Regions from separate parts of the Homo sapiens genome. Here region 1 is linked to region 2. The links are chromatin loops, found by intact Hi-C in ENCODE. Cell type or tissue: CD4-positive, alpha-beta T cell. All regions are shown on one strand. Links, peaks and the distances in the headings refer to the core of each region. The heading gives the core; the rest is flanking DNA.

Region 1 (8,331 bases), core at 71-8,070, 330 kb after region 2:
TTCATGCCAGGGTGCTAGAGCCTACTGCCAGATTGTCTCCCTCCACCCCCAATGAAAAAATCCTTCCAGAAGGGAAGAGCCAATTTCCCCTGTATTGGAGGGGAAGTGGCAGCACCTCCTGAAGCAGTTGGACTTTCATCACCCTACCTCTGCATCTGCCTGAAGGACAGATTTAGCCAATTAACCTAAGGTTACCTTCCTCTCTGATAAATTCCCCATTCTGTCTTCCCATGTGTTGTGTCTCGTTTTTTTCCTCCTCCTTCCCTCTTCCTTGCCCCCTCTTCCCCTAAACCTTACAGATAGCTCGTGAGGCTGAGGCAGCCATGTTCCACCGCAAGCTGTTTGAAGAACTTGTGCGAGCCTCAAGTCACTCCACAGACCTCATGGAAGCCATGGCCATGGGCAGCGTGGAGGCTTCTTATAAGTGTTTAGCAGCAGCTTTGATAGTTCTGACGGAGTCTGGCAGGTAGGGCCCTAAGGGCAGGTAACACTGTTAGGATAACCAGCCTCTTGCTCCACCTGCTCTAGGAGAAGACAGCCAGGCCCAACCTGGCATCTGGGCACAGAGCCTCTTCTCGTCTGTAGGAACACCGCCAGGGAGGTCATGGCAGGGCAGGACCAAAGGGTCCTGTGGCTCAGTAGGCACAGTAGATGTCACAGGCACTTGGTGAAGGACTGGTTTCTGTGGAGTCTTGATCTTGGCTCAGCTCAGAATCTCCAGTGATTGGGCTCCTCTTGGCCTTTGTTCCCAGGAACATGTTCCTCACCAGCTGTCCGGTGACTCTTCCCCTCCCTCTCCTTTTGTGACAAAGCTCTGACAAAGCTCTGTCCCCCTCTCGTCCCTCTGGACGGATGTTGCTCCCCTAGATTGCCCGTGAGGCAGAGGCTGCCATCTACCACTTGCAATTATTTGAGGAACTCCGCCGCCTGGCGCCCATTACCAGCGACCCCACAGAAGCCACCGCCGTGGGTGCCGTGGAGGCCTCCTTCAAGTGCTGCAGTGGGGCCATAATCGTCCTCACCAAGTCTGGCAGGTAGGAGGCGGCAGCGGCTCCCTGGAATGCCCTGCTCAGTGGTACCTCACCTTGGGGGTCCTGGGAGCAGTCCATTGAACAATGCTCAGGTGGCACTGAGCCAAGGTAAGACCCCTCTGCCTGCCACCTTGGGCCTGCAGGGAAGGATTGAGCAGAGCCCCTTCCCTGGGCCCAAAGGACTCTAGGTAGCACTCATAAGGAATGTCAGAACATTTGGATCAAAAGCAAATTTATGCTGGAGATTTATTACATAACAGTGCACAGGCTGACTACAAATGGTTATTTGATATTGAAAATTTAGTCCTCTAAAATTGTAAAAGATAACCACTTTTGCTTATTCCAGTTACTATGTGCTCTTTAAAAATTTCAGTTGGGAAATGAATTTATTTAAATGCTGTTTACTGTGCCTCCATTTGGCACACTAGTCCCTGCTGTTTTTGAGCCCTAAAGACAAATTGGGTTCCAGCTCAGGAGAGGTTGCTGTGCTATCTTGGCTGACATTCTGTGGGGCCTGGCAGCCAGGCTGAGGACTGTGTGGCCTATGCTGGGCCTCCAACTTGGGATCCCTTCCTTGGCCCAGGACATTGAGTTAATGTCCTTCACTCTCCTAGTTAGGGAGTATGCTCCTTGTCCCTGTCCACAGGGCAGCAAGGGTTTCCTGGAAGAGGGGAGCAAACAGGCAGTGCCCATGCACTGAGGAGCAGCAGATGGGCGTGGGCAGCCCAGAGAACCAGGACACAAGCTCTGTGCAGATGCCCTCAGCAGAGGGCTCCAGCCTCCCACTCTTGGCTGAACAGCTCCAACCCGTAGGGTTGACCTTTCTTAAAAGGTCCAGTTCTTGCTGTTTGGCTATTTTAAGCTCTAGTCTTCTGGGGTTTCACTCAGCTGGTCCTGGCTTCAGCAATTGCTTCCCTCTGAAGGCCTTGCATAGAGGCCAAGCGTGAAGTGCAGGGACTTCTCTGCTGTGATGTGGCTTAAGTTTCCCTGACACCTGTTGAGTGTCCTCATAACTTCCCTTCTGGTGCCCCTCCCCAGCTCCTGAGACACAGCTGCAGCTACAAGTGTGCAGTGTCAGTGTTCAAGAAAGTGCCTGGCAGAGGGGCTTTAGAAGGGTCCCCTGCCTTCCAAAGGAGCTTTGGCAGGCAGAGCTGCTCCTGCAGCAACACTCCCATTTCCTGTTCTTGCCTGCTGAGTAGCACCTAGATTTCTAAGCCTCATCTAGATACTCAGATTTGATTCTGGGCCTTTATAGCCCAGTTGCTGGGACTGTTTCAGGAGCTAGGGGCCATGTGGGGCAGGGAGAGGGCACAAAAGTAGAGAAGCCTGATGTTGATTCCCAGGGGGCTGGTCAGCTCTGCTACTGCTCCTTGCAGATGTCAAGAGTCAGGTGCTAGTCACGTGCTGCTTGGCTTGTCACTGTCATTGGCAGCGAGAGGAATGGGTGCTGGTGACATTGGGCCAGGGCTGCCTCTCTGTGTCAGAGTTCAGGGTGTAGGAGGGGTTCTGCCAACCATGGGCTGTGTGGGGTAAGTGGGTGAGGCTGATCTTGCTGGGTCAAGGTGATCCTGAGCCCTTGGCCTGTGGAATGGGGGTAGAGGGCAAATGGTAACCTAGCATGCTGTGGGGGATATAGGATGAGGGGCTGCCCGAGCCTCGGGAGGGGTCCTAGGGAGCAGATGTTGAAGAGGCCAGAGCCCTCAGTGAGCTGGATGAGAGGGTGAGCTGTTTGAACGCCCTGAGGGTACTTCCTGGGGCCTCGTGTAATGGTCTCTTCTGTATGTCCCCCATCCCATCTCAGGTCTGCTCACCAGGTGGCCAGATACCGCCCACGTGCCCCCATCATTGCTGTGACCCGGAATCCCCAGACAGCTCGTCAGGCCCACCTGTACCGTGGCATCTTCCCTGTGCTGTGCAAGGACCCAGTCCAGGAGGCCTGGGCTGAGGACGTGGACCTCCGGGTGAACTTTGCCATGAATGTTGGTACGTGGCTGGAGCAGGGGCTAGAGCCTAGAGGAGCTTGGGGATGCTTGAGCATTGGCTTCTGTGGGACCCCGAAAGTTTGGGGAATAGAAAGGGGAACACACAGACCTTAGTGGGGCAAAAGGCCCAGCGACTGTTCCTCTCCCTTATTGGGAATGTTCATTCTGAATCTCTCATTCTCCGAAGTCCTAAGCTGAGCCAGGAGGGAAAAGGGTCCTTTGAGTTGTAGGGCTGAGCAATTCAGTTCCTCTTCTCTTCTAGTCTGGGGCTCAAAGCAAAATTGTCCATTTTTTGGCATCTGCTCATTACTGAGAGTTTTTTTTGTTTTTTGTTTTTTTTTTAAATAAAATTGGCCACAGCTCCTGTGCTGTGGGGTGGCATACACAGATTACGTACTGATGTGGCCATTGTCCCTGTATAAGGTAGGGTATCATCAGATGACAGGAAGCAGCTAGCTCTGACCCTGGGCAAGGCTTTGCACCCTCTCCAGGATAGTGAATGATGTCCAAAGGTCCCTGCCAACCCTGCCATCTGAGTGATAAGGACATTTCAGGGCCTTCCTCCTGTTTGCCTGGGCTGTGAGTTTGGTGCCACCTTGTGGTGTGAGGAAGTAGTGGTCAGCCAGCCTAGTTCAGTACTCAGGCTATGGGGCAGCTGCCCAGGTGCAAACCTGCCTGGCTTGGCTTTTACTCACCAACCTCCCTTCTCTTCCTCCAGGCAAGGCCCGAGGCTTCTTCAAGAAGGGAGATGTGGTCATTGTGCTGACCGGATGGCGCCCTGGCTCCGGCTTCACCAACACCATGCGTGTTGTTCCTGTGCCGTGATGGACCCCAGAGCCCCTCCTCCAGCCCCTGTCCCACCCCCTTCCCCCAGCCCATCCATTAGGCCAGCAACGCTTGTAGAACTCACTCTGGGCTGTAACGTGGCACTGGTAGGTTGGGACACCAGGGAAGAAGATCAACGCCTCACTGAAACATGGCTGTGTTTGCAGCCTGCTCTAGTGGGACAGCCCAGAGCCTGGCTGCCCATCATGTGGCCCCACCCAATCAAGGGAAGAAGGAGGAATGCTGGACTGGAGGCCCCTGGAGCCAGATGGCAAGAGGGTGACAGCTTCCTTTCCTGTGTGTACTCTGTCCAGTTCCTTTAGAAAAAATGGATGCCCAGAGGACTCCCAACCCTGGCTTGGGGTCAAGAAACAGCCAGCAAGAGTTAGGGGCCTTAGGGCACTGGGCTGTTGTTCCATTGAAGCCGACTCTGGCCCTGGCCCTTACTTGCTTCTCTAGCTCTCTAGGCCTCTCCAGTTTGCACCTGTCCCCACCCTCCACTCAGCTGTCCTGCAGCAAACACTCCACCCTCCACCTTCCATTTTCCCCCACTACTGCAGCACCTCCAGGCCTGTTGCTATAGAGCCTACCTGTATGTCAATAAACAACAGCTGAAGCACCTGTTTCCTCTCTTTTCTGCTGGGGAGGGGGAGGTGGTTGAACCCTGCCCTCTGAGCAGGCTGGGAATGGCTGCAGCCTCGTGCCCCGCAGTGGGAGCTATGGTGGTGTCACCTGCCATCCTGCCCACCTCCTGGTGCAGAGGCGCTGGGAAAGCAGTAGCTTACTATCTTAGGGTTACAGGTTGCCCCCTTCAGTGCTGCGGGGAGACTTTAATGGCTTACGTGAACCGAAGATGGGAAAGAGCAGGGACAAGGCCTCCCTCCCACTCTGGTAGATAAACCCAAATTGCAAAGTGGCCTTGGCCATGGTTCTTCCACTTTGGTCTTCCTGCATTAGCGTATCCCTTATGGGGGCTGTAGGAGGAGTCAGCTCTGGGCGCCTGAGACTGGGTTTGGCTCCCAGGTCCTCAGTTGTGGACCTAGGCTCCCCTTGGGACCCCTCCTGTTTGCTGGTGCCCTCCCACCATGATGCTGTAGTGCCAAAGGGCTGGGGGAGAGAGTTGGGAATGGGACCAAATCTGGCCTGCGCTTTTCCTCTCCCCTGACCACACTCCCAAGGACCAAGTGTCCTGGTGGGGATGGAAGAGGAAAGGGCCTGCAGGCCAGGCAAAAGCTCATTGTCACACTGAGCGCACGTGCCTCTGCTTCCCTGCCTTTGATTTGTGTCCACCTTCAGCCCCTTTGCAGACTCCTCCAAAAGTGTATTTCCTTGGAGAAACTGCAATGTTAACTCCGGCAAAAGTGCGTGGGAGCATCCTGGCTCCCGGGTTCGTGGTGGTGACTTGGCTGTCAGACCATGGTGTTCAATATCCCCTTTGGTGTTCCCCACTGACGGTAAAATTGAAACTTATCCGGAGCTCTATGTTGGGAAGGGTTAGGTTGGAGAGGGGCCGGAATTGGTTCCTGCAGAGGGACCCAAGCCGCAAGACTAGGACGACAGAAGCGTCCAGAGGGGACACAATACCCTCGACGTGAGGGACAGGAGGTGCCGCGCCAGGCCCTGGCCTCCGGGACCTCCCAGTCCGGGGAACCGAGCGCTAGGATCTGCTCAGAGCTTGGAGCCCCACCTGGGGAAGGTGGGGAAGGAGAGAAGCTGGGGAAGCTGGGGAATGAGGGGGAGGAACGGCCAATGGGCTGTGCCCGGCCCGCGCGACCCGCCAATGGGCGGGCGGGCGGGGCGGGCTCTCGACGGGGCGGGCGGGGTCCGGCGGGCGCTGGGTCCCGGCGCGCGGTCGGGGCGCTGGGTGCAGGCGCCGGGATGACCGCTTTAAGCCGGAGCGAGGCCACCGAGGAGGGCGGGTAAGGGGTTGCGGCCCGGGGGCCGGTCTCGGGGGTTCCGGAGGCCGCCGCGAGGGGCTGCTGCCGCGCGGGGCAGGACGGCTCCTGGGGCCGCGGCAACTCGGCGCGTTCTGCCCACGGGGCAGGCACTTCCCGGCCGCCGGAATGCGGGCTCCGGGCCAGAGCTGCACCGCGCGCCCAGGCGTCTCCCGGGGCCCGCGAGGTGTTCGCACTAGGACCGGGTGTCTTGGCTGAGTCTGCTGCGACCTGGGGGATGAGGGACGGTCCCGGCAGCATCGGGGCAAGGAAGGGCACCCTCCTCGGGACGCCCCGCATGGCCCATCTCCGCCTCGCCACTCTGTTCATCCTTTCATTTATTCATTCATCATTCGTTGCCCGCGGTATCGACTCCCAGTCCTAATTGCCCCCGACCCAAAGGTTGGATTTCCCTGCGTCCCCTGGAGGGCCAGACTGTTTCCTCTCGCCGCCGAATCCGTATTGTAGCGGCCCGCGGCTGCGGGGAGGCAGCTCGGAGCTGTCTCAGCACGACGCGGCCTCCCCCGGGCGCCAGGCCCATCCCGGTCGGGCGGGCTGGGGCCGGTCTCCCGGCCTCGAGACCTGGTCCAAAGTCGCCCTGGGAGAAAGGGATAAGGAGGCAGGGCAGACAGGAGCTGGCGCTGCACGTAACATCCAGAATTGTGGTTTCTGCTGCTTGAGGTCTTAGGGTCCTGGGAGTGACATTGTTTGGGGGAACCTGTCAATTCCTGCCCCGGTCCAGGTTCCAAGCCGCACAGCCTAAGGTCGGGTACAGCCTGGCATCCTCGGCCAGCTAGCACTGGGGCAGGTAGGATGAATGTGTGAGCCTTGTGTCCAAATCAGCCCGAGACACACAGGGATGTGGACCCCAGCGGGACTCCCTCTGCCTTATACTCAGAGGGACTGGTGGGGCTCCACCCCGCTGTCGTCTGTGTCTCTGCTCTGCTTGCCGCCCCACTCACTATGCTTGATTGTTTAAAGGTGCCCCTCCTTGCAGGGGCCAGGCTCCTAGGGAACGAGAGAGGGTACCCTCGCAACCTGATGTCTTCACCCCATGTCCACCTGTAGCCGGCTCTAAAGTCTGGCTCCTTTCAGAGCAAAGACTTATGGCCTTGCTGGGAGAGGTAGAATAGAGGGTGTCTATCCCATTCTTCAGTGAGGAGTCAGTATGCCCCTCCTTCTTTTTTCTTTTTTTTTTTTCTGAGACAGTTTCACTCTGTCACCCAGGCTGGAGTGCCGTGGTGGGATCTTGGCTCACTGCAACCTCTGCCTCCCAGGTTCAAGTGATCCTCCTGCCTCAGCCTCCCGAGTAGCTGGGATTACAGGTGCCCACCACCACGCCCAGCTAATTTTTGTATTTTTAGTAGAGATGGGGTTTCACCATGTTGGCCAGGCTGGTCTTGAACTCCTGACCTCAGGTGATCCACCCACCTCAGCCTCCCAAAGTGCTAGCATTACAGGGACTACAGGTGTGAGCCACGTGCCTGGCCCCCTCCATAGTCTTCTGATCAGGCTGGCTGGAGACCATGCTGCAGACACTCTTAGGTTTAAGTTTTAGTTTGACAGGCATTGAGGTAGCCTCAGTGGGCACCTCTGGGACAAATGGGCAGGTCCAGAGGGGAAAGCTGACAGAGGCCCCATCGAGCTTCCAGGAGAGTTTAGGCTGGGGCCAAATAGAAGTTCTCCTTCCCAACTTCCCCTTGGGAGAATTTTCTGAATAGCCTGAAGAGGGTAGCTCAAGCTCCATCTGTGCCTTGATGTTGCTGGCTGCTTTCAAATTTCTTTCTTTTTTTTTGAGACGGAGTTTTGCTCTTGTTACCCAGGCTGGAGTGCAATGGCGTGATCTCGGCTCACTGCAGTCTCCGCCTCCTGGGTTCAAGTGATTCTCCTGCCTCAGCCTCCCGAGTAGGTGGGATTACAGGCATGCGCCACCACACCCGGCTAATTTTGTATTTTTTAGTAGAGACGGGGTTTCTCCATGTTGGTCAGGCTGGTCTCCAACTCTCGACCTCAGGTGAGCTGCTCACCTCAGCCTCTCAAAGTGCTGGGATTACAGGTGTGAGCCACTGCACCTGGCCTCAAATTTCTAAATTTAGCAAGGCCCCAAAGCTTTGGCACAGACCAGAGAGACTTGTATGCTAATTCATCCACCTAGGGTGCTCCCGTGACCCCCTGAGGTTGAGGTCGGCAGTACCCAAGGTGGGTTGCTGCCAGCTGGCCTCTTGGAAGCTCTCCCATGAGCTGCTGCGCTGTTAGTGCCTCCTGGGTGGCTCCACCCCGCCCCTAACCTGCTTAGGTTCGCTCTGGTCCTTGCCTGCCACGGACCATGTTTATCAGCTGGAGGGAAGAGCCTCACTCTGGAATCAGAAGTGAGTTCTAAGCCTCAGGCTGTTCCTGTTTTGCTGCGACTTGGGACAAGTCACTTCCGCTTTCTGGGCCTGCTTTACACCATAAGGTAAGGAGATTGGACTGTAGGTTCCCTAAAGGCCTTCTGCATGCAGTCATCCAGTGATTCTCCTAACTAGACACTTCTAGCAGCTTCAGGGGAAGTTTGTCTAC
Region 2 (8,331 bases), core at 165-8,164:
CTCCTGGCTAATTTTTTTGTGATTTTAGTAGAGATGGGGTTTCGCCATGTTGGCCAGGCTGGTCTCAAACTCCTGGGCTCAAGTGATCTGCCCACCTCAGCCTCCCAAAGTGCTGGGATTACAGGTGTGAGCTACCACGCCCAGCCTCTATGCTTATTCTTAAACTATCAGAGCTCAATCCTCCTATCCAGTCTTTTAATGCTTCCATTATACATTTGCAAGTCAACTAGCTATTGCTATAAGCCTGAGAGGGAGTAAAAATAAGCACACATATGAAAATGTATTAAAAAACACATTATAGGTTATATGTATCCATGTATGAAAATGTATATACACATAACGTTTACTTCTAAATGACCAAAACATTTCTGTTTTAACACTCACATATGGCAGTTTATGGGTATCGGATTGCAATTTCAAAATACTACAAAAGTCACAATTATTCTATACCTTATAGTTCTGACAAAGAACAAAAATCCAGGGTGCCAAAACCCTTCCAAGAACTGCCATTTCAACTCCCCCCAGCCACATTAACCTGTTAATGATGTAATTTTTTTCTACTTTTAGAAAATGTACATTTAAGGGAAAATGTCAAAGGAGCAAAGGAATATCTTAAATTCATTTAAATCATACGAATGAATAAGAACTGCCGTCACATTTATAAAAAGCAAAAGTAACATGAGGTATGAAGATGACTGTCTTAAAACAGCAATACGGAATAATAAGTCATAAAAAATACTAAAATAAATAGTTCTTTCTCTTCTGGGGAATGGGATTGGAACTGAGGGTTTGGAGCACTATTTTTCATTTATAACTCTTGGGAAACTATTGGACTTTTAAAAAATCATGATTGTGTTACTTTGATAAAAAATTAAATTTAAAAAAGGGTTCCTGAGGCAGAATGTAAGTTTTCAAACAAATTAAAAGATATTACTGCATCCTTTGTGGTTTTTAAAGTTATTCTTTCAAAAGAATGTAAGATGACTGGCATAACTACATACCTCTACTAGGTAAGTTCAGAATTCCAAAGAACAAAAACCATCTAAAGGAGTTAAGGATAGAAAACCTTTTTATCCTAAGGAAAGCTTTTAGCCCTCATGTTACAAACAACAACAACAACAACAACAACAACAAAAATGAGAACTCACACAAATCTGTAACAGCTTGCTATAAAAGACTTAGGTTTCTTAAGCTAATCTCTAAAAAAAAATGGGTATTCTATGTAGTTTTTATAGCTAAATATACATACTGCTCATATATTTTTCAGAAAAAGTAGAATACTTTTTGAGGCCATAAGATTTTTCTTATTAGCCTAATTTTTTTTAAAAAGGCATTATAATAAAATAAAACCTAAAAAAACAGCATTGTAATAAAATCTCCTAAGTTTGCTTACTGCTAAGCAAAAGAATGCTTGATAGAGCAGCTACTAATTAATACTACTTCCAAGTGGCAGCACAAAAATCTTACTGCATACTTTAACCTTTTTAGTTCTGAGCCAGGATGAAGGCAGGTGGATTAAGGAACTAACCACAGTGAAACAGATGTTAAGATAACTCTTTCTAGGCTCGAATTCGCAAAACCATAACAGAATTACAATAAACTATGCCATCTTCCAAAGGGATCCAATACCCATTTACTACAGAAAAACCTAAATACCCAAAAGCCAAGTGAACAGTAAATTGACCTCTTACATCCCCCCCATTCAGCTTTTACGATAAAAAATTTTGCTAATCAAAAAGCTTTTTTACATAATAAAATTTTATTGTTTCTCATGAGTTTTAAAGGTAGATGTAAAACTATGCAGGTAAATAAAATTTCAAAAGAAAAAAAAGGCTATGTGCAGTAGCTAGTGAGCCTGTATCCCAGCACTGTGGGAGGACAAGCTGGGAGGATCGCTCAAGCCCAGAGTTCGGAACCAGCCTGAACAATATAGCAAGACCCTATCTCTATTAGAAATAAAATTTAAAAGATAAAAATAAAAGTATGGAGGACATTTACAAAAGAAGTTAATGACTATTCTTTTTCTAACACAGAATGGAGAACATCTGTACAATACAGGCTTTAGAAGACACAGATGCTGGTTTTCACAGGGTGTTCCAGCCACACTACAAACACATGTGTCATCTTTACTGGTGGTTGTCTACGACTTCTGGCTTATGACTATTTCAGTTTTACCAAGATCATCAAACACATAAATTTGTAATTGGAGGTCCCTGGCATTTCAACAATTGGGCAGAATCCAAATGTTATAACTTATTTACAAATGTTCTCTGCCCCCGCCCCACCCCCGCACTCCCAGGAGAAGGTTCAAGATTGTATTACTTTTTCAAAAGAGACTACAGTCCCCAAAACGACAAGAACCATTATTTTTAAAAAACTATTTTTACTTCAAAGAAAACCAAGACAGTGGCTTTTTTTGTCCACCTCTTTCCAAATACGTGCATTAAAGGAAATCTACACCCTCTGCTTAATGGTCTTTTGCTCCTGCTATACATTTTTATCTAGAAAATAAAACACACTACTACTTGTGATTCATGCAACAGTGGATCTCATTCCAACTGAAGAGAAATATCGTTTCTTCAAGTATATAAAAAGAAATTGTCTTTTTATTGTTTTGATAACGATTTTTCAATATATCTAATGCAAGTCCTCAGGCTGTAAAAGTTGAAAGCCTATGAATCAAACAAGTATGTTTAAAATTCAGCTATGTTAAAACAAATTATCCATCAAAACACAAGGTAGTAATATAATTAAGTTCCATTTAACACAGTTCCCTCACCTATTCAGCAACTATATGTAGGAATTATGCTAGTTAGTTGTAATGTCAATTGTTTGGAAGGAAAGAGATGAATACCTGTTTGTAGTATGACATGCTACTTAGCATGCAAGAATGGGAGAAGAATCCTAGAGAAGTACAGAAAACTAACTTCAAGATGTTGAAACAAGTTGGTAAATGTGGTAAGAATACAGACAATAAGGCCGGGCGCGGTGGCTCACGCCTGTAATCCCAGCACTTTGGGAGGCCGAGGCGGGTGGATCACGAGGTCAGGAGTTCGAGACCATCCTGGCTAACACGGTGAAACCCCGTCTCTACTAAAAATACAAAAAATTAGCCGGGCGAGGTGGCGGGCGCCTGTAGTCCCAGCTACTCGGGAGGCTGAGGCAGGAGAATGGCATGAACCCCAGGGGGCGGAGCCTGCAGTGAGCCGAGATTGCGCCACTGCACTCCAGCCTGGGCGACAGCGAGACTCCGTCTCAAAAAAAAAAAGAATACAGACAATAAGAAGACATAGGAGGCATCGATTTGTGATGCACAGAATTGTACGTGATGGCTATGAGCACAACCCCAGAATGAAGTATTCTTGATACGCTCTGATTCTGTACAAAGCTACAGCTCTTAAGATTGAGGCCTGAATAGCAGAGGGCATCCCAAGGAATATACAGTTATAAGCAAAGACATACAGAATGGAGTGAATGTACACAAGGTTTTCAAACCCCAAATCCGGGGAGTATGGCTTTGATGTGGCAGAAACCACAAGGGTAGCAGAGGTTGCTCAAGTAAGTTAACACAATCTAAGTTAAATTTAGGATAGATTTAATATACTAGAGCCTAGGAGAGCAGTGAGAAAAGCTGTCTTGGCAAAATGTAAGTTTACTTGTAGGTACAAAGGAACTATTAATCCTACATGTCCAGGAAAAAAGATGGACCTTCCCTTTAAGACTGATCCTTTTCCTATGTCTGTGTATATGTGTTTTAAAATGATTTTTATTTTGCAATAACACAATCCTAGAGAAGTACATAAACATGCAGCTTACAAACTGTTATAAAACAAACACCAGTATATAAATACCACCCAGGACAAGAAACAGAAGACTGCTAGTACTCTACAAGCCCCCCTAAACGTATGATCACTACCCTGTTTTTTTTTTTAATAATTACACCTAAATATGCATCCTTAAACAATGTAAACTTAGTTTCAACTGTTTTAATCACTGCCCTTTTTAAATAGCTACACCACCTAAACACACATCCTTAAACAATATAAACTTAGTTTCAACTGTTTTTATATTTTATGTAAGTAGAACCATATAGTAGATAGGTATTACTTGGGGTCCTTTTCTTTTCACTATGTTTTTAAGATTTATCTATGCTGTGGCTTGTAGCTTTTGCTCATTTATTTTGCACTGCTGAATAGTTACTATGTCAATATACCATAATTATCTATCTAGTGTAATAGTGATAAACATCTGGGTTGTTTATAGGTTGAAGTATGAATAAATACTGCTAGGAACATGCTTATATATGACTTTTTCTTTTTTTGAGACAGGGTCTCACTCTGTCGCCCAGGTTGTAGTGCAGTGGCATAAAAATGGCTCACAGCAGCCTTGACCTCCTAGGCTCCAGCAATCCTCCCACCTCAGCCTCCTGAGTAGCTGGGACTACAAGCAGATGCCACCATGCATAGCTAATTGTTTAATTTTCTGTAAATACGGGGTCTCACTATGTTGCCCAAGCTGATCTGTAACTCCTGGCCTCAAGCGATTCTCCCATGTTGCTGAGTCCACAGGCATGAGCCACCACCAGTTTTATATATGACTTTCAATGTAGATGTGCACGTATTTCTTTCTATTGGATATATACCTGAGAGCGGAATTATTGGGTCAAAGAAAAAAGAAATTTTTCATATTTCTTTCTAAAGACATTTATTCTAACAATTTACCTCCAGATTCTGATTTTTCCACATGTACAATCACATTGTTTGTGAATACACAATCACATTGTCAGTGAATATTAACAGCCAGGGGCCGGGCCCACGGGCTCACGCCTATAATCCCAGCACTTCTGAAGACAGGTGGATTCCTTGAGCTCAGGAGTTCAAGACCAGCCTGGCCAACATGGTGAAACCCCATCTCTACTAAAAATACAAAAATCAGCTGTGCTTGGGGGCATGGTCCTGTAGTCCCAGCTACTTGGGAGGCTGAGACAGGAGAATTGCTTGAACCTGGCAGGTAGGGGGCTGCAGTGAGCCATGATCTCACCACTGCACCCCAGCCTGGGAGACAGAGCAAGACCCCATCTCAAAAAAAAGAAAACCCCCAAAAACACAGGCATTTCTCTTACAACACTGTATTTTGTTTTCATTTTTTGATGTTCTACTGGCTAGAATCATTTCTAGTATAATGCTGAATTGAACTGGAGATACGATATCCACATCTTGAACTCCCATCTAAAAGGGAAATCTTTTTTAACATTTCAGTGGATAAACTATGATATCTCCTACAAATGTTTCTGTAAGATTTATAAGGTTAACAAAGTTCTAGATTGCTAATAGCTTCTTTTTAAAATCATGAAGCAAAGGCTCCTTGGCATCTCTGAAATGTTTTTCTCATCAATTTGTTCAAGTGACCAATCATGCTGAATTGTTTCAGGTTAAACCAACCTAGCATTCCCAGGATTCACCTCAGGTGGCCATGCTGGGTTACCCTCCTTTTTATATATGTATTGCTGAATTCAATTTGCTAATATTCTGAGGTGTTTCTGTTGTTCCAGTTTTTGTTTTGTGTGCGTGCGTGTGTGTATGTATGGTTTTTTTGTATCTATGTACATAAGACAAACTGGTGTATCATCTTTCCTTGGGTTTTGGTATAAAGGTTATGATATCTTTATGAAGGCAGAAGATCCTATTTTTCTGTTCTTTAGAATAAGGTTGAAGTTACTGTCATATTAAATGTTATGGTAGAACTTTCCAGTATAACCATTTGAATTTCAACTTTTCTTTATAAGAACATTTTAAATTATGGATTTCATTTCTTTATACTTAATAAGGATACAGGTTTACTATTTCTTATGTCAGTTTTGGGAAATTGCCTATTTCTAGGAATCTACCCATTTCGTCTATCAAGTTTGAATAGTTGTCCATAATTTTAAGAGTTTTTTTTTAAACCATCCACAAGATCCTAGTGATACTCTGTTTTCATTCCTAATACTGGTTATTTAGGATCTCTCTTTTTCCTAACCTCATCAAAGTGTCAACGTTATCAGTCTTAAAAAAAAAAAAAAATCTTACGGCTTCTTGATCCCTTCTACTGCATGTTTTCTATTTTATTATATTCTGTTCTTTATTTCTTTCCTTGTATTTTCCCTATATTTATTTTGTTGTTCTTTTCCTAACTTGAGACCTCTAAGCTTATTACTTGAGACTTTTAAGATGAATGCTTAGCTCATTATGCATTTAAGGTTATAAATTCCAAAGTACAACATTCTGCAAGATTTTTCCCTTTAACAGACAAATAGTTGCTTAAATAACAATTATGAGTATTTGAAACTTCAATCAACACTGGCAGAACAAAATGTTGGTTGGCTTTAAAAAGATACAAAAGCTAGGTACAACATAAAACCATTTATATTAATTAAAACATACTGTTTATGAATATATTTTCCATGAACATAGTATTCTAGGTAAGGTTTATTTTCTTTCAAAAGACTGAGGTATCATCTTACTATCACTTTCACTGTTGCTGTTGAGCTGTGCTCTAGAATATTATTATACCTATACTTTCACTCTTTTGAAAGCAGCCTTTCTTGTATCTCATTGATTTAGATTTTTTATTTTTGCTGATTTTGTAGTTTTACTAAGATGTTTTTAAATGTGGATTTCTGGTCAGGCCCAGTGGCTCACCCCTATAATACCAGCACTTTGGGAGGCTGAGGCAGGCACATCACCTGAGGTCAGGAGTTCGAGACCAGCCTGGCCAACGTGGCGAAACCCCATCTCTACTAAAAATACTAAAGTTAACCAGGCCTAGTGGCTCGTGCCTGTAATTCCAGGTACTCAGAAAGCTGAGGCCCTAGAATGCCTTGAACCCGGGAGGTGCAAGCTGCACTGAGCTGAGACTGTGCCACTGCACTCCAGCCTGGACAACAGAATGAAACTGTGTTTCAATAAATAAATAAATAAATAAATAAATAAAAATGTGGATTTCTTTTTACCATATTTCATAAAATCTAAAATGCTTTCGTGCTGAAATTTCATGATCTTAACAGAAGTTGACATGGAAAATTTTTCACGAGTCAAAATTTCAATCTTTTTGGACTGTAAGGTGTCAATAATTGAAAGATGCATCCAGATTTCAGATGTTAAAATGTGAAAAACTGTGTATCTTAGGATCAGTGAAACAAGTAGCTATCACACATGGGAACTGTTATGTTTCTTCAATCTATGACATTTGGGTCTTTTACCAATCTGCAAAATTCTCAGTCATTTTTATCTTAAAATACTGCCTCTGCCACATTCTCTCCTCTCTTTCTAAAACTCAATGAGACCTTCTCATTATATCCTCTGTATTTCTTAATCTCTTCTGTATTTTCCATCTTTTAATGGATATACTTAATTCTGGATCATTGTTTGATTTTCAAATACACTAAACTCTCTTCAGCTTTGTCCAGTCTGCTGTTAAACTATGTCACAAAGTTAATTTTGCTTATTTTGTTTAGTTATAAAAATTCTGATTTTTTTCCAAATCTGAATGACAGCTCCCTGGTGATAGCATACTCATTTTGGTCTAGGTCTGACAATTCCAGTATCTTAAGTTCCAGGTTGTTATGTTTTAATTAGAAAAATAATTTGAGAAAATAGTTTAAGGTCTTAAATAATGTTATTTCCCTAGAGAAGATTTACGTTTGTTTCTGTTATATACGGGGGCTATCTTAACCCAAGTTCAAGGTTTAAGGTTTTCTGGACTACCCAAAAGACATGAAGATCATCTTCAGTCTTTAAGGAGCTAGTGTATTCAATTTTCGCTCTTAGTAGACCTAATATTCCAACTTCCCCCTCTACTAACAAAGGGCAAACAAAACTCACAGCTAAGTCTCTTAGCTACCTCTTCTGGATCAACATACACTGCTAGAGCAACAAGGACTGGAAGCTTGTTTCTCTAAATTTCCCTTGATTCCCAAACTCTCAACCTTGAACCTCTATTTCCTATCTTACTAATTATTTGATAATCTTACTTTTCAAACATGTTTCAGTATTTCACCTAGCCTCTTCTAGTGTATTTAGTGAAAGGAACGGTCAAAATTACCAGAAGTTTCCCAGAGTCTCCTATATTTTGTCTCAGTTAAAACTAATTTTACTTCTCTTTCCATCTACCCTCTGCTATCAATTTAGCTGTCACTATTGTAAGTCAGGACAATATTTTCCTTTTACCTGGATAGTTAAAACAGCTCATTTATTACTAGATTTTTTTCTGAAATAATGCTTTTCCATCACTATTTCTCCATAAAACAACGTTCAAGGGCTTCCCAATAAAGACAGAAAAATTCCAAATTCA

The links. Hi-C counts contacts between places; a loop is a spot of excess contacts. Peaks named below come from ENCODE experiments on the same cell type or tissue, not always from the same donor. Only the 100,000 strongest peaks of a DNase experiment are listed, where the experiment ranks them.
Region 1: it touches region 2 in a loop (2.7-fold over the local background); 6 of 110 quality-filtered maps call a loop at or near these places.

Annotation. Positions count from the first base shown.
Region 1 is chr15:72,195,157-72,203,487 of GRCh38, reverse strand. It overlaps GRAMD2A (GRAM domain containing 2A), which reads left to right and starts at 5,701. Exons shown (of 12, transcript NM_001012642.3): 1 at 5,701-5,757. The coding sequence starts at 5,717. PKM (pyruvate kinase M1/2) reads left to right here. Exons shown (of 11, transcript NM_002654.6): 9 at 868-1,034; 10 at 2,833-3,014; 11 at 3,732-4,459. The coding sequence ends at 3,838. RefSeq lists a silencer at 5,554-5,973 and an enhancer at 6,084-6,263. In CD4-positive, alpha-beta T cell, for the core only: CTCF peaks have their summits at 3,398 and 3,608 (motif pointing left); a DNase peak (open chromatin) is centred at 3,597; H3K27me3 peaks cover 1,334 bases.
Region 2 is chr15:72,529,897-72,538,227 of GRCh38, reverse strand. All of the region lies in intron 2 of ARIH1 (ariadne RBR E3 ubiquitin protein ligase 1), which reads right to left. Among named protein-coding and RNA genes, the nearest start is that of MIR630, 53 kb to the left of the region's middle. RefSeq lists a silencer at 4,934-4,983. In CD4-positive, alpha-beta T cell, for the core only: CTCF peaks have their summits at 4,848 and 5,047; DNase peaks (open chromatin) are centred at 3,517 and 5,017.